Linked DNA regions of Mus musculus: region 1 is linked to region 2. A link is a loop called in an ENCODE intact Hi-C map of the cell type or tissue named here. Cell type or tissue: left cerebral cortex. All regions are shown on one strand. Each heading gives the region's core, and the rest is flanking DNA. Links, peaks and the distances in the headings are about the cores only.

Region 1 (3,457 bases), core at 369-2,868, 180 kb after region 2:
CTGAGTGAAAGTGACTTGTGTCAAAGGGACAGGTTCAAAACTGCCCTTGGAGCAGGCACATCCTTACTGAAGCACACAAAGAATTCCTTATTGCACAACACTGTATGTTGGCACGAAAGTCCACGTGAAGCAGTTCCATGCTGACCTTGTCTTCACTGAGGCAGGAGGATAAACATTGTCTTCAAAACAACCTGATTTGGAATTGGTGCTCATGCCCAGGCCATAGTTCCCATCCCTTAGACTTAACTACAGTCCACATTTAAAGTTCACCTTTTAACATACACGCGCACGTTCTGCTTCCAGCTTCATGGGAAACATTTGATAGGCGTTGCCCATCTAAGATGCAAATCCTAGTTGTACAATGAACTAGCTGGGAGACAAAGGGGGTCTAGAGGATGACCTCCTCTGCAGGCACAGCAGGATCTTGCTGATAGCAGAATAATGCACCTCACCCACCACTCTGCGCAACGGAAGATCCCTAGCATTCCCTTCTCTACCATAAAGACAGAAGCCAAGAATGACAGGGAGAGTTCATTTCCTTGCTCTGTCTGGTAAAATAAGCGTCAGGTTGAATTTGTAAATAGGCTTCCTGAGTATTTTCCTGTCTTCTGCCTCAGGTCCCTTTAGGCAACAGTAGAAAGACCCCTAGTAATGGCACCTCAGTACACAGGAAGAGGGATCTACAGGGCACAGAGAGAGATCTACAGGGCCTTTTGGTCCTTTGGGTGGGCAGTCCCTCTGCCGAAGAAGAAAGCGTCCCGCCCTGCATGCTGGCTTAAAACTTAAGGGCAAAACAAAACAAAACAAAACAAAATCAAAAAACAAGAACAAACGAAAGACAACTTCCCCAAACCAAGCAGATTTCGGGAATCACTACAGGACATTTGTGTGAACAGTCGGAGTATTCAAAGTCCAGGTTGATACAGAACCTTCTCTCCTAGGTTCCAGATCCCAGGTTGTCATGGGATATGTTAGTTTCTTCGTTGAGTAAGAAATAAACAGCTTTATGTGAGACACAACTCTGAACTAGGACTGCCCCTCCCAGCGGTCAGCTGGGGCTGATACTGTCCAGGCGTCGCCCAAGGGAAAAGGTTGTGGCAAGGTCGCTCAGAAAACGCGGGAGGAGTCTGGCGTTGATTGATGCTGGGAAGGGACCGAATGAATAAAAGTACTTGTCTGGGGACAGCAAAGACCCCGCTCAAGCTGCTGAGGATCCGCTGCCTGGCATTCTCTCGGTCTTTTGTCAGAGCCAGAGCTGCATTCAGTTGCGAGAGGCCTGTTTAGGAGCAGCTGGACGCCTGCTGAGAGCCGCAAGCTCCCTAGGGCAGTTGACAACCTGGGAAGGAGGTTCCCTGCTCGTGGCGCTGCTCCTGGTGCTTCCAATCCGCACGAGGTAACGAACCATCCTGGTTTAGCTTTGAATTAACATCTGTGGCTGAACCGTGCTTTGGGGCTTCCGCTTTGCTTAGTGGTTCGGGGGTTTTTTAATTAGTAAAACTTACACACGACAGCGATTTAAACCGAGATTGGGTTGTAAGGCGAGTGTTTGAAGTCACTGGGACAGCACAGAAGTTGGTGCTGATCTGTTATTCTCTCGGTTCTTGGCTGAGTGCATTGACGTATGCCCTTGGCCGCTAGGTGCCTTCACTCCGGGTCCCCAAGCTTAGCTAAAATTGGGCTTGCTTCTTCCCGGCACATACGAGTGTTCTTTCATTGGGACACGCACCCTCCCCAGTCTGGAACACCCCCTGCCCGAATGCTCCTCCCCACCGACTGGTCTACGGCAGGGCTGGGGATTAAAACTCTGCGAGCAGGGTCCGGGAGGAGACTGAATGCAGACCAGCGGGTGGCGTGCGCCCAAGTTCCCCACTGGCGCGCAAACTTAACTTACTGTTAAGGCGCGGGTAGAGGCAACCGGGCTAGTGTGTTTTCAGAGGCTTGGCTGGGGTAGCTGACTTAAGTGTCCTGTCTTCACTCCCCAGTTGGTCTCCAGACTGAAAACAGCAGAGCGGCTACCAGACTCTCACAGGAGCAAGCTGTAACATGCAATCGCCCGCAAGCCGGTGCGGACGCGCCTTGGTGGCGCTGCTGCTGGCCTGTGGCTTCTTGGGGGTATGGGGAGAGAAAAGAGGATTCCCACCTGCCCAAGCCACGCTGTCACTTCTCGGGACTAAAGAGGTAATGACGCCACCCACTAAGACCTCCTGGACCAGAGGTTCCAACTCCAGTCTGATGCGTTCCTCCGCACCTGCGGAGGTGACCAAAGGAGGGAGGGGGGCTGGAGTCCCGCCAAGATCCTTCCCTCCTCCGTGCCAACGAAATATTGAGATCAGCAAGACTTTTAAATACATCAACACGATTGTGTCGTGCCTCGTGTTCGTGCTAGGCATCATCGGGAACTCCACGCTGCTAAGAATCATCTACAAGAACAAGTGCATGCGCAATGGTCCCAATATCTTGATCGCCAGTCTGGCTCTGGGAGACCTACTGCACATCATCATAGACATACCCATTAACACCTACAAGGTAATGTACCTGATAACGAACGATCTGAGGATCTGGAAACCAAAGGTGGGGTTGTAAGCTGAGTGGTAAAGTGGCAATCTTTAAAGTATTGGTGGTGGTGGGGGGGGGGGGTTAGACACTTTCTCAAGGAGACTGCTCCTCTGCCAATAGTGACAATTGAATTTGAACGAGATTTTCCTGCGGGTTTTCTTAGCCTCTGACAAGTGTAGCTTTCCAGGTAGTGACATTGTTACTATTGGAGATCTGTTAGGAAAGAAGAATTCAGATTCCCTGACCCAGGGTCACTGAATCAGAAGCTCTGGTGAAGATGACAGCAGTGATACATTTTAAAAATCCTTTGTAACTATGACAACATTTAACAGTTGGGAATCACAAGCCTGGAAGTCAGTCTTTCTAGGCACAACCTCTTAAAAGTATGGTCCCCAAAGTGGGATCATGAATATCGTCTGGGAGTTTGTGAGGAGTGCAAATCTGCCCCAAACAGAGTTTGCATCTTGGGTGTACAGATGATTCATGGGTAAGGTAACTTTGGAAAACATGGTTTTCAGGACCCAGAAAGCCTGTCAGTAAGATTTTAGGAAACAATTGGCTTAGGCTAAAGGGGCCTAGAATGGTAAGTAAAAATGTATTTCCTTGATTCGAGTGGCCTTGGATACTCTTCATGGAATTAGTGTCCTGGTCCAAGTGTCAGGTTAGATGCATGACTTCCTTTATCCATTGTGGCAACCCACACATTGGCAGTTATTGCCATTTTACACGTATAATAAGATGTTCAAGGGCCCTCCATGAGTTCAAGGTAGAAAGCAGGCTCTAGTACCTCAGATTCCCAGATGTAAGCTTTGCGACATTATCTCTGATATTTCATGGTAATGCATAAGACACGGTCAGGACAGTGGAGAACTCCGTAATAAAGTCAGTAAAATTGTCAGTA
Region 2 (3,457 bases), core at 370-2,869:
AGGTTCTGTACCCTTTTCTTGCAAGGTGGCAACCTCTTAGCTCTGGAGCCATGACAGCAGCTTACTTGGGTAGAAGAAGGAAAACTAAAGGTAGTTGTTCTTTCCTCCACATCAAGGAAGGGCAAATTGCATCATTGATATACAAGATAAGCAGAGCCTGCACTATACTTGGGCTGTGCAGTTACTTGAGGAACTCCAAGTGGCAGCTGATAGCCCTGAGGCAAGGCAGTTCCTCTAGGCACCCTTCCCTGCAACAAGCCCTGCATACCATGAGAACCATCAACAGTAGAAAGAGGACACGAAGACCCCAGACCCCAGGAGGACTGCAGCCTCTTCCGGGAGATCAAGACGCACAAAGTGCACAGGAAGAACAGGAGGAAAAAGGAGGTAACAAATATTCCCAGGGCAAGTTAAAAAAAGAAAGGCAATTGCAAACCCCAGAGAAAACCAACAGAATCCTGGTCATGGAAGCCACTGTCTAGCTGAAATTCATATCAAACGTGCCTTGAGTTTTAATAATTAGCAATGCATTTTAAAGGTAATCAGCTTGACTTTGAACATATGTTTCTTGGAGTGAGTAGCAAGTGAAGCCGAGAGAAAGGAAAGTGGCATGAACGGACAGCGTGGTCCAACAAACAAGAATAATCATGGCACAAGGAAACATCGATTAAACACCGATTTTTCAGATCTTCTCACCCCTGTCTGTCAAAATACGAAAGACTTGGTTACAATTGATGGAGATATGTTACTTTCCCAGTCTTAAAGATCGTCACATCCTGAAATAGCAATTGGGCTTTTCTTCTACAGCAAAACCAGTTCGCTCAAAAATGCCTGAGGCGTTCTGCACATTATGCAAAGAGACACCATTGAGAACAAGGAGAATAGACTCAGATATGAAGAGACTCCAGTGATGTAAAAAAAAAAATTAAAGCTACCATTAAAAATGTGGAATGGCTAGTATATCTTCATACTTTGAAATATGAAGGCAAGACAGACTTTAGAGATTTTATTGGTCAAGAAACGGAAATGTACAAATATCTCAGCTCTGCATGACATGCAGGGATACAGGCCAGGCAGTGATCCCCAGCGCACCTGCTGCACTGCCGGCAGCTGTAGACCACAGCTCTCTTGAATGGGTCAGGCCTGACACATGACAGACCCCCAACTGCAAGGGCAGCGGGGGTTTTGAGACAGTGTTGCAGCAGCTAAACTGACTGGTATCCCTCTCACTTCTGTCTGCCCAGGGTTACAGATAAAATCTGAACAGAGCATGGAGGCAAGGCGGTGCAATCGAAATGATCGCCCACAGATCCTAAGTCATTTCTGGGGCTGGATCTCAGAAACAGATTCTTGAAGCTGTACTGTGTGGGATTGCTCTAGTCCAGAATCCATTGTTGCCCCGACTTCGGGAAATAGTTTCTCCAGAAAATTCTATGACCCTTCGTGTTTTTAATTTACGCGTTGAACTTTTTCAGACATCGGAAACGACGAGAGGAATCTTGCTTTTGCAATAACAAGCTGATGTTATATTTAGCTGTTGTTCTCAGAATAAACAAGCCAAAGCTTTACGTACAAAAGCTGCACATCCTGTTTACCACCAGTAGGGGGAGCTGTAAGAACTCTAAAGCTCCCCCCACCAAGTGCTGAGAACAGACTGGGAATGGAAAAAGTTACAGATTAAATTAATCACTTCCCTACCTCCCTCTCCCCCGCCCCCCAAGGTTTGTTAAGGAGGAACAGTGAGTTTCTTGAAGAACATTGGGCTATTATATCCATTAAAGCAAGAAAGAGTATATTTAATTGTTTCTGGTTTAAGATGTCCCTAAAGTGATGTCTGCTTTGTTTTCTTCTTCCAAAATAAAAAATGTTGATTTTAGCCAGGCTCCTTTCCATTGACACGCGCTACACTTCTGGATGAGAATACAGAAAATGCCACCTTTATCTTCACCTAAGACCACCTGGATTCCAGGTAGGACCCTGAACCTCTTTCTCTGCTCCCCTCCTCCCAGAACTTTGCTACCTGTTGCTTCAGGGCAGCGTGGGCATTGTGAGTGCTACACTGACTGCAGCCAGTCTCTCACCTGAGCACATTATGCTTCTTCACTCTACCATCACCCGTTCAAGGGAGGGTTCTCTTTGGCGTGGGTTTTGTTCTCTCTCTACTTCTTAGAAGAAATGATCAGAATTATTTCTAAATTCTACTCTTTCCTGCTACTTGAATTGATAAGTTATGACACCAAGAGTGAGCTGAAGTGCTGAGAAGCTAATAAAATTTGTTTCTGTAGCTAAGAGTGATTTCCTTGTCTTTATATCTTTTCTTTTTTTTTTCTTCTTTTCTTTTTTTATTTCCTATTTTGTGTGAAAACATGGTTTTCTTTGATTTTCATGTGAGCTAATTAACCTCTTTGACATCTTAGTCCAAACACTTTCCAAAGTCTTGTATTTTATTTTTGCGTGTCTAGTCATGGATAAGATGCATGATTTAGAATGTAATGTGACATTTGATCCATATTTTGTCCATAGTTGTCAATGGGATTATCTGATTTATTGAACAAATACACAATAAAGATATTTATCACTAAGGTCATAAAGAAGTATATTCCAGTACTCAGAATTTTCAAAAACTGTGTTGAAAAATTACATTTACCAAATCTGTTATCAAATATAACTAGATAAGAATATTATCTTCTCAAATATAACTTAATAGAAATATTACCAGATAATTTTTACTAATATGTTTTTTTAAGTATAACTTTTAATTGAAATATCTCACAATTCTTCTTTCTTTTTTTAAAAAAAAAATGTTTCAACTACTTTGCACTAGAAATGAAATCTAATGTAGGCCTATGGAGTTTTAAAAGAAAACCTTGGGTCAACATATCCTGCAGGAAGGTCTAGATGGTTCTCCTTAGATGCAAACGGTGTCTTCAACATGGATACAGTATAAACAAATACTTTTTTAAAAGAAAAATGGATTTACCATTGCGAACCCACGCGATCAGTGATAGAGCTACATCTCTGTCTGAGTTCCCGGGTGCCAGTGGCCTCCAGATGTTATCTCAGCAATACAAATTGAGTTCCCTAAGATGACACACAGCTCCCCATCCATGAGATACCCCTCAGAGAACAGTGTGTATGGAAGGGGGGTGTACACTAAAGAGATTGCCAATATGATAGATCCATTTTAAGGGGGAAGATTTTTTTTTAATAAGAGAGAGAAAATATACAGCAGCACCTGGGAAGGCTCCGAGCAGATTGCAAGAGAAGTAAAGTGGACCAGCAGACTGGACATGGCCAGGGCTATCCGCAAGAGCCCAAGAGACCCAGGAGTACAGACATCACGGTAGCCAGAGACAGTGGGCTCAGAAGAGAAACCTTGCCTTACATTAAGAAGACACAGGCGACTCGAGCCCCGGGCTACCTTGCCAGCAAAGTCTTGCCCAACACCCGCAAGGGC

What was found. Hi-C counts contacts between places; a loop is a spot of excess contacts. Peaks named below come from ENCODE experiments on the same cell type or tissue, not always from the same donor. Only the 100,000 strongest peaks of a DNase experiment are listed, where the experiment ranks them.
Region 1: a loop joins it to region 2, with 3 times the contacts of the local background. A loop is called at or near these places in 9 of 42 quality-filtered maps.

Annotation. Positions count from the first base shown.
Region 1 is chr14:103,842,063-103,845,519 of GRCm38, reverse strand. It overlaps Ednrb (endothelin receptor type B), which reads left to right and starts at 1,044. Exons shown (of 8, transcript NM_001136061.2): 1 at 1,044-1,393; 2 at 1,983-2,526. The coding sequence starts at 2,044. The region is part of intron 1 of Gm35197 (a long non-coding RNA gene); the gene reads right to left. In left cerebral cortex, for the core only: a CTCF peak has its summit at 1,684; DNase peaks (open chromatin) are centred at 1,295, 1,892 and 2,315; H3K4me3 peaks cover 1,541 bases.
Region 2 is chr14:104,025,439-104,028,895 of GRCm38, reverse strand. It overlaps 4930432J09Rik (RIKEN cDNA 4930432J09 gene), which reads left to right and starts at 1,754. Exons shown (of 3, transcript NR_045953.1): 1 at 1,754-1,969. The region is part of intron 1 of Gm41238 (a long non-coding RNA gene); the gene reads right to left. In left cerebral cortex, for the core only: a CTCF peak has its summit at 1,595 (motif pointing right); a DNase peak (open chromatin) is centred at 1,575.